Linked DNA regions of Mus musculus: region 2 is linked to region 1. A link is a loop called in an ENCODE intact Hi-C map of the cell type or tissue named here. Cell type or tissue: left cerebral cortex. All regions are shown on one strand.

Evidence for each region. Hi-C counts contacts between places; a loop is a spot of excess contacts. Peaks named below come from ENCODE experiments on the same cell type or tissue, not always from the same donor. Only the 100,000 strongest peaks of a DNase experiment are listed, where the experiment ranks them.
Region 2: a loop joins it to region 1, with 8 times the contacts of the local background. A loop is called at or near these places in 2 of 42 quality-filtered maps.

The regions. Positions count from the first base shown.
Region 1 is chr1:22,650,997-22,658,996 of GRCm38, reverse strand. The region is part of intron 2 of Rims1 (regulating synaptic membrane exocytosis 1); the gene reads left to right. Among named protein-coding and RNA genes, the nearest start is that of Rims1, 150 kb to the left of the region's middle. In left cerebral cortex, no CTCF peak of the experiment used is centred here; DNase peaks (open chromatin) are centred at 2,808 and 3,894; H3K27ac peaks cover 2,600 bases.
Region 2 is chr1:22,939,410-22,947,409 of GRCm38, reverse strand. No RefSeq gene overlaps it. Among named protein-coding and RNA genes, the nearest start is that of Gm7759, 45 kb to the right of the region's middle. In left cerebral cortex, no CTCF peak of the experiment used is centred here; DNase peaks (open chromatin) are centred at 3,244, 3,926, 4,616, 7,381 and 1 more place; H3K27ac peaks cover 1,284 bases.

The DNA.
Region 1 (8,000 bases):
TCCCCATATCATATTTAAATAGTATTCAGAAATGCATCCTATTCATTTCCCCATGACTATGATAAATATGACAATAAATATAAAAACATTAAATATAAAATAAATACAAAAATTAATTCGGTGTTGGGAACAAACATATGAGAAATGAAAACTAAGTGATATCTTGGCTAGCATTTTACAGATGCATGCTCAGTAGCTCGTAATTATTTTCTCTTGGTTTGTGTTTCTTCAGCACATGGATGCTTCAGGTTATTAATAAGGTGCCAGGTAAAATAATTAACTAGTCTTTTTTTTTTAACTTTTTCCAATTTTTATTAGGTATTTTCTTCATTTACATTTGACTAATCTTATTAGGTCTCAAAATACTAATGTATATTAAAACATTATATAATCCTTATATTAAAACCTTGTATCCCTTTACAGACCATATCAACATGCCACGTTTAGTTTTTCTGAAATTCACATTTAACTAGTTACCCTCAATAATTATATCTATCTGACAAAACTATGTATCAGTAAAAGTAATTTCTTCTTTGTGGGAATTATTCACAATTAAAAGGCATGTTAGTAGAATAAGAGTTAAGATATAAGTTTTTCAGTCATATTTTTCAGACCAGGAAACCAGTGAAATGTTTTCTGTGGGTTTTAGATAAGTCTTTTGCCTGGATTTGCTTTGTGATTCAGCTTTAAAAATATTCACTTTACCTTAGGAAACTCGGCTAAATCACAGGACTGCTTCTTCATTAGCTGAGTCACTATCAAGGAGAGAGAAAACTCTATCAAGAGAGTCCCGAATTCTAGGAATTTAAACCTGATAGCATGTTAAAGACTACTTGAGTTTAAGTGATTTTTAAAATGAGCGTTAAAGAATTGAGTCACAGCTTTGATATAAGGAACTTTAGTTAGTGAATCAGCTGACACTGATTCTCTTCTTCCAGCTCTAGGGCTGTTGGTTGGCAGGTATCTAAATGTGACTGGGTGTGATTTCTCTGCTACCAGGCAAGTAAGAATCATAGTCATTAGGTAATTAAAGAAAGAAATTAGTTGAAATCAGTAACCGTAATGTGCATTGTGTTGGATATTATGGGCCATAACTAACGTTTTCTGGTAGCCTTAATTGGTGATTTAAAATCAACATAATCAATCTATAGGAGCTAGACGCCATGGCACTTGGCCCATGTTTCATCAGCACTTGGTGTTTCTTTGGGCAAGTAACTTGGCTACCTATGCATGACTCAATGTTTTTATCCTTAAAAGGGGGTTTTGTGATCATAGCTTCATCAAAGACTGTGGAAGGACTCAGTAGAAACTTCTGTAGTGGGAGTTTATTGGTTGTTCCACTTTGTGCTCCTAGCTGGTCTCAGGAGTATACCTGCCCAGGAGCTATCTAGGATCAGCAGATGAAAGACACACACACACACACACACACACACACACACACACATACATACACACACACGCGCACACACACACACACACACACACACACACACACACACACACAATCTCATTTTCAAACTACCTTATTGGCTCTGTGGCTGGTCTCTTCTAAGCCTTCTGCTGCTAACTTAGTTGTCAGGTTACTTTCTGTGAAGTGCATTGGTCTTGCTGCCCAAGACTCTTTCGGGCTGTTCTTCCGTGGACCTCTTTTCTTTTCTGCCCACATTTTGGAAGACCTCCCCTACAGCTCTGAGTCTGTTATGGTCTCTCTTCCAAGTATTCCTCTTTTCCTCTCTCCTAACCTGCGGGAACCTGAAAGTCCCGCCTCTTTCTTTCTGCCCATCCATTGGCCACTGGCATCTTTATTGATTGATTAGGAACTATGGGGGTAAGGACCTTCAGCATCAGTAAACAGAGATTCCCAATTAAATCAAAGCATCAGAACCGCTCCTCTACAGATCTCTCTCTCTCTCTCTCTCTCTCTCTCTTTCTCTCTCAATATATATATATATGCCTAGATAGCTCCTGAGCATGTATTCTCTCTCTCTCTCTCTCTCTCTCTCTCTCTCTCTCTCTCTCTCTCTCTCTCTCTCTCTCTCTCTGTATCTATCTATCTATACTTCTAATGTGAGTTGGTTACTGGTAACTATTATTATTATTAATGTAGAAGGTGTTTTCAAATGGTTGGTATATCAGTTTTGTAAACCCCCATAGGAGTAAATATGAATAAAGATGTGATAAAATCTACTTGTGTATTTTTAGTGGTTTCAAAGATTCAAGGGAGAGACAGTATTTTATTCACTTGCTGCTCGAGTCATTGCTGAAATGCTTTTCAAAATTTTTCTCATCATTTTAATATCAGTTAGGAAAAACTCTCAATTGGAAGTTAATATTTGCATTTATGAGGTTTTAAAATTATTTTCGAGAAAAATAACATATGTGTGTGTGTGTGTGTGTGTATGTGTGTGTGTGTGTAATTTTCATTTTCTTAATTGACTTCCCAAGGGACTCAGTTCACTCAAGAAAAGGAGAAAAAGTAGCTTTCTACTTGAATTCTGATAATTCCAATTAATGGTTTATAGCCAGTAAGCTTTATGATAAGTTTTCAAATTATTAACTATAATGGGTGAAATTTCCAAAGAGGCACTTGGGGAATGGGCTATTTTGAACTCAGTGACAACTGTAGATAGAAAAGTCCTAGTAATGCTTTTGAATTTTTTGTTTCCTTGAATAGAAGATCTTGTGTCCTTTAAATTTAAACAAGGAGACAGCTGGTGTACTCTTACTCAGTGGATTCCAACCCATTAGAATATCCTGAAAGGCACAGAATAGCTACAGTTTTGTTCCTGAAATACTCAAACTCATGAAATCCAGCTAGCACTTTACAGCACCATGTTCCAGGTCCATTTTCTTCCTGTTAGGTTATGCTGTGGCTGTGGTAAAGAATGTGTGTGAGTTCCTAGTCCCCAGTGAAAACCTCAGCCCACATCAGAGAACCCAAAGTATGAATTCCCAAGTGTGCTGTTAGGAAGGCCTGTGGTTAAATTTCAAATTATCAAGCTGTATTTGGGTGAATGAGTTAGTTTTATAAGCAGTCTCGGGAAGAGGAATCAAAGGGACTAACCAGAGCGACAGTTTTCTCACTTTCTACCAACATTAGGTGTATCCTCTGTGAAAGCCCTCTCTGCTTATATGTTCACAGACCTGTCTATTCACTTATATATTTCTGTCTTTACCCATGAACTTATTCACTCAGTCTTTAGTCACGCATGACTTGAGAACCAGCCCCATATTAAGGACTTGGAGAAACAAAGACTTGTGGTAGCTCTTGAATTTGAATTACGGTTTTATTAAGTCTATCACTGAAAGAAAGCCAATAAAAATCTTGGAAATGTCATTATCTGAAAAGTGATCATCTCCCTATTAACACTGTGGCCTCTCCATGCTTGGCATTCGACAAATAAATAGTTGTTCAAGGGACAGAGGAATAACTTACTATATTCATCAAAAAGAGCATAGGTTTTTAGCTTTAATCAAAGCAGGACTATCTAAATTAAGGAGCTGGTTCAGTTATCCCTTATATGAAAAGTCCTCCTCAGAATTAAATGGAACAGAGGGACATGGGCTTTTCGAATGAAGTATGGGAAGGTATAAGCTTTGTTTTTGCTGTCTGATCAATAAATACATCTTAGCCTGAGCTTCTCCTTAATAATGAGAGTTGTGATTAATATCACAATGACACCAGATACAAATCTTGTGATTTGTTTAGATTCGGGTGATGACTTCTGGCTACCTGTCCTGAGCCCCTTTGCCACCTCGGTTTTGTGCATCTGTTTCTTTATTCCACATCATGGTTTGGAGGCTGAGGATGGGGGTGGTAGGCAGTTCATGTTGGCGTGTGGCTGAGGTGGCAGGAGGGAGGATTTTAGCAGCTTGTGGGCGAGTGCTCAGAGAACAGGTGGTACTGGAAGAAGGAAATGACTGTCAGGATTCGGTGGCATTTGGGCGTGTGTATCGGCAGGCATGTTCGCAAAGTGGGGTATTCTTGTTCAAAGTGTAAGAACACTTCAGTGTCCTCATAATGAGAGCTTTGACCCAGAGTTTTAGACTCGCCAAGGCAAAGACTGTCAATTTGTCAATCTGTAGGTATGAAAGACCAAAGGGTTAAACAAGAAAGGGGACAGATTCTGTCACAAAGCCTGACCTCTTAACAAATGGAAACTGGTACATCTACATCACAACTCCTACATCTATGGCTCAAGAAACATGGAAACAGCCAGAATACCAGGAAACCTGCTGGGAAACAATCTCTCCTAGAAATGGCTGCATAAGTTGACCAGAACAATGGCACGGTAGATGGATTTGCTAACTGGAAGAGGGTTGGGGGTGGTCCTACAGGTTCCCACGCCTAGACAAAGGACTCTAGGCAAGTGATAGTGGAAAAAGGAGAATTAGTCTTTCCCAGAGCTGAGCTTCCTTATCAGTCGTTCAATGCAGAATGGTCAGCCCTGATGCTGTATACACAGGAACCAAACAGCAGCAGACTCGGCAGGTTGAATTTTTATATAGGTGCATACATACGTGTGTGACAATATTAACCATAGAAAACAGGAGCTCATCAACCTAAATGTATGGGAGGGGATGAAGTGAGGATACTTGGGAGAGCCTGGAGTGGAAACCTGGAGGGGAGAAGTGATGTAATTCTGTATCAATTAAAACCATAATTTTTTAAATAAGTGAGAAGAGTGGCCAGTTTGCAGGATGCATTGATGACAGCTGCTCAAGGGTTTTGTTTTGTTTAAAGAAGTTTATCCAGGTCTCATTCACTTTCAAAACACCTTGTTATCATCTGCAGCCTGGTAGGTTTAGAAAGATCCAGCACATACTGTGTCCTGTTCTTCAGGACCAGGATCAAATAAACAAGCCTCTCTTCACCTCAGAGCTTCCTCAGGCACCACAGGCTATTGTTTTTGCTTTTGTTTTTGTTTTCTTTTTAATCCTCCCTGGAGGGATGGATAGAGGGAGTTTGTTTTGAAATAGATGCTTTTGGCTGTTCAATTGCAGGGCTTTTCCTGTTATCTCAGACAGTAAACAGTCTTCACCTCACTGCTGGTGGATTTGAGAAGTACCACTTGACTCTAACTAATGAAGCCTTTGCAGAGTATTGCTTGCAGCACACAGATCCTCAAGTGTGCCCAGTATTCTCACCCCTTACAAAATGTGAGCACTGGGCACTTATGGTGGAACAACTGTAGTTATCTGTGGCCACCATGATCCCAGCTTCTGCAGGATTTAGCAAGAATAAAAGTGTTGATGCACTTGACTGTTGAACAAACAAAGTATAGATTGCCCTCTTCTAGTTTTCCAAAGACAAGTGTGGGAATCTTCATTATGCTGTTTTGAAGGCTGCTATTGAAGGTTGTTTTGATCATTATGAAGTTTGTTATTCAAGGGAAGGTTATGTAACGGAAATGTAAAAATTCTGGGCACAATAGCCACAATAACACTGTAAAGATAAAGGAGTTAGGAATTAATAATTTTGTTGTCATTTCTAAACACCTGCACATCAGAACCATTAAAAAACAAACAGAAAAAAATCATATTAAAACAAACAAAAAATTGTATTCAAACAAACATTTGTAATAACAGATTGTTTTGTTTGTTCATTTGTTTGCTTTTTTTTTTTTTTTTTTTTTTTTCGAGACAGGGTTTCTCTGTATAGCCCTGGCTGTCCTGGAACTCACTTTGTAGACCAGGCTGGCCTTAAACTCAGAAATCTTTCTGCCTCTGCCTCCCGAGTGCTGGGATTAAAGGCATACACCACCACGGCCGGCCTATTTGTTTGCTTTTTAATTCAGTGAAATGTCTAAATATAAGGACAGTCCTGAATATGCACATACAAGTAGCATTATACAGACTGATCAGTTTATCGTTAGGACTATATATCTCTGTCATACATCTATGAATGCAACAACAGTTATTGAAAACAGCATAAATTTGAAAGAGAGCAACTTAGTGTGCATGAGAGGGTTGGAGGGAGGAAAGGGGAGAATTCTGTAATTATTTTGTATCTTAAAAATTATATGACATAAAAATAAGTCATGTAAATGTTCAGTTAAAAACATAAAAGGGCTCAAAGACCTTAAATCTGAGAGTTAAGATTGAAATAAATATATTAGGTTTCAAACACCATACATTTATCAAGTCTCATTGCAAAACAGAAAATGGATGGGTTTGTTTGTTATTTTGTTTGTTTTTCTCTTGCTTTATATTTTTTTCAGGCAAGTCCTTGCTGTAGAGTTCAATTTGGCTTTGAACTTGTACAATCATGTGGTGTAAGCCTTCTAAGTAGTGTGATATCAACTGTGAAATTCCATTCCTGGTTATCCTCCCCCCCCCCCCATCTCTCCCTCAAAATGGTGTTTTGAAGCGATACTTTACTTAAAACATTTACTGATCGGGCATACAAAGGGGAGTAATAGAAGCTGGTGACAGAAAATCCACAGTAGTGTATGTACAGTCCCTGCTGTATATCTTATTCCTCAAGGGAACAGTGTTCCACACTGTGGGTAGCTTGGAAATAACGAGGGCATCAACATGTAGCTCTGAGCTTTAGGGACTCTCCTGGGAAGAGAGTTTCTATGGGTCTCTGACATACTTTGTGTTGGGATTTCTTGAGGTTACCATAATGAGGTATTTTCCAATTGCCAAGAGCAGGCTGGTCTTGAGCAATTTTAAATGATTGTTTTGCAATATTCTCTTCTTCTGGAATCTTCAAATGTATTTATGCTTCTTAGCACAATAACTGTGATATGCTGGAAAACATTGAATACAATTTCATTATGAGTTCATCATAGAAATGCTTTCAATTTGACTTACCCTAAAACCTTCAAAATATGAGAACACTTTTTATTTGTATTCATTAATTCCCAGAAGCCATTATTCATTAAGCGCTTTCCAATAAGCAGCGCCCATGTTTTTCATAAGTGCTGATAGGAGTTAGCAGTGTTCCTCTTTGAATTATAATTGTTTCTTAACATTGTACTGTGCTGAATGATGTCAGACAGGTATTGTGAAAGCCAATTTCACAATTACTACACGGCTTGGTATCTAAAACATTTTTTTCTCAATCTCACAAATACAATGAGAAAAATTTAATATTTCCTAAGGTTGGCCTCCTTTGTAACTGACATCCATTCTAACAATGTAAGTTAACTAAGATGCACGGAAGAGAGAGTCTGTGGACATAGTGGTCATGTGTTGCTTGGTATTCAGCAAAGGCTGAATATTCCTGGAATGTTAAATGTTAACGAAGCATTCCACTCAGATGCAGCACACAGGCTTTTCATGAAATACCCTCCACACGCTCTGCCTCCCTGTCCCAGGACTCTCTAAAGTCCAGACTTGGGAGTAACTTGGAAATAGTTCATTCTGGCTATATGATTAGCTCAGTTATAAGTTTACATTTACAATTTATATTTATATTATATATTTAAAATTTATATTCAGGAGGGGTAGTAGATGGAGATCAATTTCAATGGTCGAGATGGTTTTGAATTCAGTGATGATTTGCCAAATAAAGTCTTTAATATGAATACAATGATACAGAGACTCTACAGCACTTTGAAAATGGCTATTCCTATTAATAGCCTTTGGTAGACAGAGAATAAAAGGGAAAGAGACACTAGGCTGCATAAATGATCACCATGCTGAGCATATAAAAATTGTCTCCATTACATGTGGATGAGCATGTATGTGTATGTTGTACTCAAGTATGTGCATGTATGGCTTGTGTATGTCGGTCAGAGAATAGCATGGAGGACTCAGTTTGTTTCTTCCCACAACAGGAGTCAAGGAATAGAGCTCAAATAATCAAGTTTGGCAGCAAGCCATTGTTACCTATTCAGCCATCTCACCAACCTTACCCTCACCTTTGAAAAAGAATTTTGTTTTTGCATACCTTTCTACTCAGAGCATGCAAATAAATCCTGTTTGTGGCACAAGCTCTTATTACTAACATAAGAAATGTTTTAAGGCAGTCTCTAGGATTTATTTCTAAT
Region 2 (8,000 bases), 290 kb before region 1:
ATCTGCAACCCTATAGGTGGAACAACATTATGAACTAACCAATACCCCGGAGCTCTTGACTCTAGCTGCATATGTATCAAAAGATGGCCTAGTCGGCCATCACTGGAAAGAGAGGCCCATTGGACTTGCAAACTTTATATGCCCCAGTACAGGGGAATACCAGGGCCAAAAAGGGGGAGTGGGTGGGCAGGGGAGTGGGGGTGGGTGGATATGGGGGACTTTTGGTATAGCATTGGAAATGTAAATGAGCTAAATACCTAATAAAAAATGGAAAAAAAAAAAAAAAAGGTCGGACCAGAGAACTCCGATCAAATGAGATTAGGAAGCAGGAAGGTGCTGCTATCCTAATATCTGACAATGTAGACTCCAAATCTAAACTAATCAGAAGAGAGGGATACTTCTTTTGAATCAAGTGAACAGTTAACAAAGAAGGCCTTATAAATATATGTGCACCAAATTCTGGGGGAACCAATTTAATTAAAAAAAACTACTACTGAATTAAAGATACAGCATAGCCTCATCCATCAATAGGAAGTGTTTTCCATAACTCATTCTTCAATACACAGGTCATTTGGAGAAAAAATAAAGAGAAACATTAGCATTACTTGACATCATGCATCAATAGGACTTAAGAGGTACCTACAGATATTCTACCCACAATCCAAGAAATACACATTCTACCCAGGTGGAAGATTGTATGAGTCAGAAGATCTGGGAATTTCCTGCGAGACTGTGTTTTCTAGTAAAATCAGAAACTACATCCATAAAGTCTCACCAACATGACTAAACATGAGCTGAACAAGGGTGAGAACAATAGATGACCCAAAATGACAGAGGAAAGGCAGTGAGGCCTAAATCATACACAAAGAATTACAGAAAAATACGAAATGCCGACAGAGATAGAAGTACTCTTCCCCAGGAAGGAGCACACCAACTGGTTATCCAACATCAAATGGCCATCCCTGAAAACATACAAGTAACATTACACAGACTAAGCTTAGGAGAATGCATATGTATATACATACACATTTATGTGCACATAATAGTTGATTTTAAAAATGAGGCCATGAATGTGAAAGAGATGTAGAAGTTTGGTCTGACTTTGCCTCCTAGCCCATACTTCAAGAAATAAGACTTATACTCAAAATATATTTACAAATATCTCAGCCATACAGGTAGACTCTTCTCTGATTAGATAGTAACTTATATTAACACATTTGTTCTAATCTGCATTCTGCCACATGGCTGGTTACCTGTGCTCAGGTACCATGTGTCTGTCTTGTCACATCTTCCTGGGTGAATCTCCTGTGCCTTGCTTCATGAAGAACTCTTTATGCCTCCTGGATGTTCTACCTTCTACTTTCTGCCTAAGTCATAGGCCATCAGATTTATTATTGACAGGTGCCACATTCATGCAGACATAAGATATTCTCTGTACAAAAGATGTGAAGTGTATAGGAAAGGTTTGGAGGCAGGAGGGGGAGAAAGGATGCAATTATATTATAATCTCAAAAAGGAAAGACAAGAGAAAAAAGACATATGGAAAAATATCACATGTAAGGTCCTGGCCTTTTCCAGCCTACCTTAAAGTGGTGATTAAGATAAGCATCGACTTTCCTTCACTCTCTGCTCCACGTTTTGTCTCCATATTTCCTTTAGACAGGAGCAATTCTGGAACAAAAATTTGGAGATGAGTGGGTGACCCCATCCCCCAACCGGGGGCCTTGCCTACTTCTGGATATGATCTTGACAGCTTCTCCCTCCCCTTTGTGGGGCATTTCAGCTAATCTCATTCCAGTTGGGTCCTGGGATCCTCTTGCTTTCCTGGCATCTGGGACTTGCTGGTGGCTACCTCCAGTTCCCCATCCCCCATTGCTACACACCTCTGTTCAAATTCCTGATCCTCTGTACATCATCCCTGTCTCCTCACATACCTGATCCTCCCCCCTTTCCTCCCCTCCTATATTCCTCCCAAGTCCCTCTCACCCTCTCCCTGCCTTGAGTATTTTGCTCCTCCTTCTAAGATGGACTGAAACATCCACACTTTGGTCTTCATTCTTCTTGAGCTTCTTCATATGGTCTGTGAATTGTATCTTGGGTATTTTGGGCTAATATCCTCTTATCAGTGAGTGCATACATTGTTGTGGATTGCCCTGGTGCTGTTGAATTTTTATGTTAATTCTGATTTCCCAGGAGGGGTTGTTTGGAAGGAGGAATGAGTCAAATACTCAGGTGACTCCGGAATCAATCACTGGGTGAGTAGGCGGGGCTTCCCGGTTGGACTGGGGAAGAGAGGAAGCAGGAGAGAGTTAGGGCCTTTTTGGATGGGAATAGTGAGAGGGCAAGATGTAACTACTAGTGTTTCCTGGTTTAAATGCTGAATCTACCAGGATTCGCCAACAGAGGATTTAGAATTAAAATGGCTTGCAAGATTAGAATTCTACTTCTTGTGCCCAGCAATTGAGTTACCATTGTTTGTGAACTAAGTTTGTGTGGTACTTTCCTTCATGAGGCAGTTCGACTGGGTTCCAGAGAGAAAGGTACAGGGGCAAAGCATGGGATTGCCAGATGTGCACCACAAAGGCCATGGGGGTTTCTGAAGCATGGGGCTGGCATGGTAATGACCCACTAGTGGGAACCTAGCAAGCTGGGTGGAGAGATTTTGGAGCTCTGAGTCAGAGGGTCTCCATGAGATAAGAACTGGCCAGAAAACCAGGGCTGAGAGTAGCAGGATGTATTGTGGGAACTTGCCTTTTTAAATATTTTCTGCAACATACCATGTGTGATAGTTTCTATTTCCATACATTTGCCTAAGTGAAGTCATTATTTTTAATAGCTGAGTAAGCACCCTCATAGAAGCAGGGGTAGGAGACAAGTGGGATAAGATGGCTCCGGAAGGGTTACCAGGAAGGGGGATAACATTTGAAATGTAAATAAATAAAATATCCAATAAGAAAGGATAAGCATCACCCCCTCTTAATTTCAGCAAATAAGATCAAATGGCTATTTAAATTTTGTGTTCATGGAATGATTTGGTTGGTAAAGGCAGAGCTTGTACCTTCTTTAGGAAATAATTACCCTCCCAAGAAGCATTTTGTCTTCTTTACAAAGTCTTAGAGGCTGCTTTACAATTGAAACACCACAGCAAGCCGACCTACTTTCTTGTGGTGTTTAAGAATAGGGATGAACTGGTGGGATGTAGTTAGTTTGCAGTGTCCAGACAGAAGGGCACTATGAATAGAATGTGGAAACATTCCTGGGGCTCAGGGAGCCTGGAGCTCCAGAGTGAGATAAAGCTAATAACTTGCTGACTCTGACCTTAGTGCTGAAGCAGGGTCATGTATCCCTCACAAAGGGCCCAACAGATTTCCTGGACCTCCATCATTATCCAGGTCACTAGTGGGTGATACACCATTTATGCCAGTACTGGGGTTTTCACCAGTATTCAGTTCTAGAATATATAAGAGAAGGACTGAGCTCAGAAACCAACCACAGGTAAAGTCATCTCACGGTGTGGTATTTCATCATTGATGATGGAGTCCAAGCCTGTTCTCTGTGTGGGGTGAGTTTGACACTGGAGTGAAGCAGTAACTATAAGATAGCTGCAGAGGCAGAGGTCAGAGGAATGGCAGAGCAGAATCTGGGGGCCAGCTGTGACAACACTCTGAAGAAGCTGCTGTCAACAACTGTTCTTTAAAACAAATATTTATTTATGCTTAATGTGTGTGTGTGTGTGTGTGAGAGAGAGAGAGAGAGAGAGAGAGAGAGAGAGAGAATGAGAATATGAGAATTTGTACCTATGTTGATGGAATTTGAACTCATATCCTGTGTAAGAGCAGTAGCACTGCTGAGCCACCTCTCCAGCCTCCACCAACTGCTTCATCTGATTAGTCATCCCCAGAATCTTTATATCTGCACTGTAGATTGTCAGAGGACATTTGTCATCCTTACCCTGGTTGGTTTCCCTTCTTTACTACTTTAGAAGAGCTGAAGAAAGAACCGGAATGTTTCCCAGGGATTTGAGCTGGGGTGTTTTTCCCAAGGCCCTCACAGTCACAGTCACCTGAAAAGGTGTGTGGCCAACCAGTTTGCACTATTTTAGTGTGGAAACATAATTGATAAAACCAGCTGTCACAGATAAATTCATCTTTAAATCACTGATATTAAGAAATATTTCAATATCAAGGTAGATCCGTGGTTCTTAGCTAAGAGCTGTGTTAACTACCAGGAGACATTTGGCAATTATGGAAATTATTTTGTTGTTGTTTGCTTGTTTGGGTTTTTTGGTTTGATTCTTTTGGTTGTTTGTTTTGCCACATCTGAGGGTGTTATGGGCATCTAGAGAGCAGACATCAAGAATCCCTTAAGCATCCTGCACTATGGACAACAGGCTCCTACAGTAAAGAATTGCCTAGCTCCTAATGTTTGCAGTACTGCATGAGAGACCTGGATTTGATTGTTACACGCAGCTTAGTTCTGTGTAGTTAAGAGGGCAGAGAGATAATTTGAGAAAGTTTTATGATAGAGAAATTATACCTAAATTAGGATATTGGCACATATGCTACAGGATGTGAGGGAAGGGCCCTGTCACGTCCAAATGGGCCATGCAGGGAAGAATCTGGGGAGGAGGAGGTGAGGCTTCATCTGGGCTTTTACGATTACATAAGCAGGGAGATAATAGCACGTCACAACTCGAAGTGTGCAGACACACAGTATCATCCCATTGCTTCAGATCTGGGTGAATCACAGAGGATGAGGCGGACTCCAGTCACTTAAGTGAGACCCAAAGTTTCCCTCTCCCTTTCTATCCTTTCCATAATTCAAAGGGGTGCTGTTGTTGAAAGTTGCAGAGAACACTGAGGAAATATTGTGAGAGGTGTTGCCAACTGTACAAGAAGACTCCATGGTGTTCCCATTATGGTGGTTATGCTGGCTAGGTTTATGTCAACTTGACACAAGCTAGAGTCCTCTGACCAGAGGGAACCCCAACTGAGAAATTACCTCCACAAGATCAGGCGTAGGCAGGCAAGTCTGTAGGGCATTTTCTTACTTACTGATCGATGTGGAAGAACACATACTGTGTATGGTGCCACCTTTGGGTTGGTGGTCCCAGGTGCTATGTTAAAACAGACTGCTCAAACCATGCCTTAGGAGGAGTAAGAGAGCAAATAGCAGTCCTCTGGGGCCTCAGTTTTAGCTCCAATCTTCACAATTTTGCTATGCTTGGGTTCCTGCCCTGACTTCTCTAGTGAGGGACTGTTACCTAGACATATCAGTGAAATGAACCCCCCCACCCAAAGTTGCTTTTGGTTGTGGTGTTTCATCACAGCAATAGAAACCCTAATTAATACAGTGATTATGCAGAGATTTATTCTACAGGATAATTAGGCAAGCGTTTTCTTTTTCAACCAGTTTATACTACTGTCACTGAACATCATAAGCTTTCATTTATAAGGAACGGAAATTTATTTCTAATATCTAGAGGGTAAGGAGTCTGATACTGTGTTAGCAGATGACATGTCTTGCTGCTCATAGACAATCTTCTCTCTCTGCCTCACATGGCAGGAGGAATGTAGGTCATTTTTGTAAAGCACTAAACTGTTGCAGGGGAAGGCTTTATCACACCTCCACCTTTACTTTGGGACCAGATATTACCATGAAGATTTTAAAGAGGAATAAACATTAAGTCTATAGAAATTTAGATACTTACTAGTTAAGCTATAATTCAAACTTTCCATTCTTATAGAATACCCTATAGTTTAGAATATAGGACTCTACTTTATTTGGGCTTATTAGCAACACATATGTACACACACACACACACACACACACACACACACACACACACACATACACAGACATACACGCATAGACATACATGCACACAAATGCACACACATGCACACACACAAACACATACATGCACACACACAAACACACACATATGCACACACACACACACACGCTCACACATACAAGCACACCTGCACACACACACAAGCATATTATTGCTCAGTATCGAAAGCTATGTGTCTTCCAATCATTTGACATTCCAACCTACCTGAAGATAGAAGATTTTCCCACCTCATTATTAGTACATGTGGATGCAGCAAGGTAGAAACAAGATTGGGAAAAGGCACTTGTGAACTTGAAAGCAGTGATGAATGAAGTTAGCCTTTTGTAGAGGGGATTCACCATCAAAGACAGAGGTAGTGACATTTTCCAAGTTTTTTTACTTATTATGCTAGAATGGATTTTCAAGCAGATGGGTTTCTTTTCAGCAGTCCAGTGAAGCTGTTTTCTATAGCTGTACTGGGTTGCGTGAACATCATTAACTTCGTGTTTAGTGGTACTCATAGCAATTAGATTATAGGTAATAATAAGAAAGTCTTAGCGATCTGCTGCCAGGAAGTCAATGACCTGTATGTCTACAAAAATGAAAACCAGAGGATATGTACTTGGGGAGAGTGGGTGGGCGAGGGGCATAAGTAAGTAATTCCTGTTTCATGTCTAGAATGTTCTGATCTCAGAAATCCATTGTTCACCTCGGAGTTAAGTACGGACAGCCACCCTAAGGAAGGCAGGACATTTGCTGAGCACTTTGTGCTGTCTCCTTCCTTTTTGCTCCGATACTCCTTTCTTTAGTGACTCTCCTGTTTGCTTTTGTGTTACTCTCTCTCTCTTTTAAATTGACTATCTTGTTTGTTTACATTTCAAATGTAACTTTTCCAGTTTCCCCTCTGCAAACCCACTACCCAACTCCCCCTTAACCTGCTTCTATGAAGGTGCTCCTCACCCACCCACCCGCCCCCACCTCCCTACACTCACCTTCCCCTATACTGGGGCATCAAGCCTTCACAGGACCGCCAGGAAAAATTCAAATCAAAACGACCCTGTGTTACTCTCAGTAGACCTGCCCAGTAGAGAGGCATGCCCTGTGTATGTCTAAGCAAGCAACTAACTCTCCGAGGAGATGCCTCGTGTGAAATTCTTTAATTTCCGCATAAGCTTATCTTATCTGGATGTGAGTCTCTGGTATTTTTTTCCGCTTGATACACTATATTAAAAAAGAAAAAGAAAAAAGAAAGAAAGAAATCCTAAACCCAAACCAAAGAGGCTCATTGATGCTTTAGAATTCTGTCAGATGTCTCAGCCAGAGCTGACTCCAAAGCAAGTATGTCTGCTCATTCCATTGCACCATCGTCCAACGACATGAGGACCGAGAGGATGAGATCTGGCAACACATGCAAATACTTCCTTCTTAACACTTCTCCTCCACTCTCCTTGCACTTTTTGCTGCCACCATCTCTATGGCTTTTGTGACTTTGGTTCCCATTCAGGAGCATGGTGGATGAGTCATTTTCCTCCCTCACTCCCTAGAGCCACTGGGGATGACATCAGAGATGAGGGGGAGAGAAAGTATGGCATCTCCAGAGACATACTTAGCAGAGAAGGGCATCCTCCACACATAGCCTGGAAGGAAATGAAGGGATGGAAATGAACGTCAGAGTGGTGTGAGGAGGTGTGATGGTGGTTCGTAGGCTGAGCTTGCTCCCCTTGACGGGCTGCCTCTGGCTACATTGGCTTTGATTATGATAAGCATTCTAGAATAACCAAAGATCCTTTGAAGATTCCAAGGTGACAAAACATCTCACAGTCTCATCGACATTTACTCAACTGTGTATAATAAAAATAATTTCTGTCTGTGTTAATTTCCTAATAACAACAAATTCTATGAGAAAGGGGTGGATATGAAACATGCTGCTAACTATACTATACTAACACGTACTAAAAAAAATCTTTAAGGAACATTTTATGTGGTAACTATAGATTTAAACACTCCAAATTATCCATATCCAGTTATCCAAATAATTCACTGATATGATATATATGTATGTATAAATGTGTGTATATAAGTAAATGTGTTTGCATGTATATATATATGACATAAATGAGCCAAAGACTATCTTACAAATACCCCAGTGCCAGGCATGGAAGTT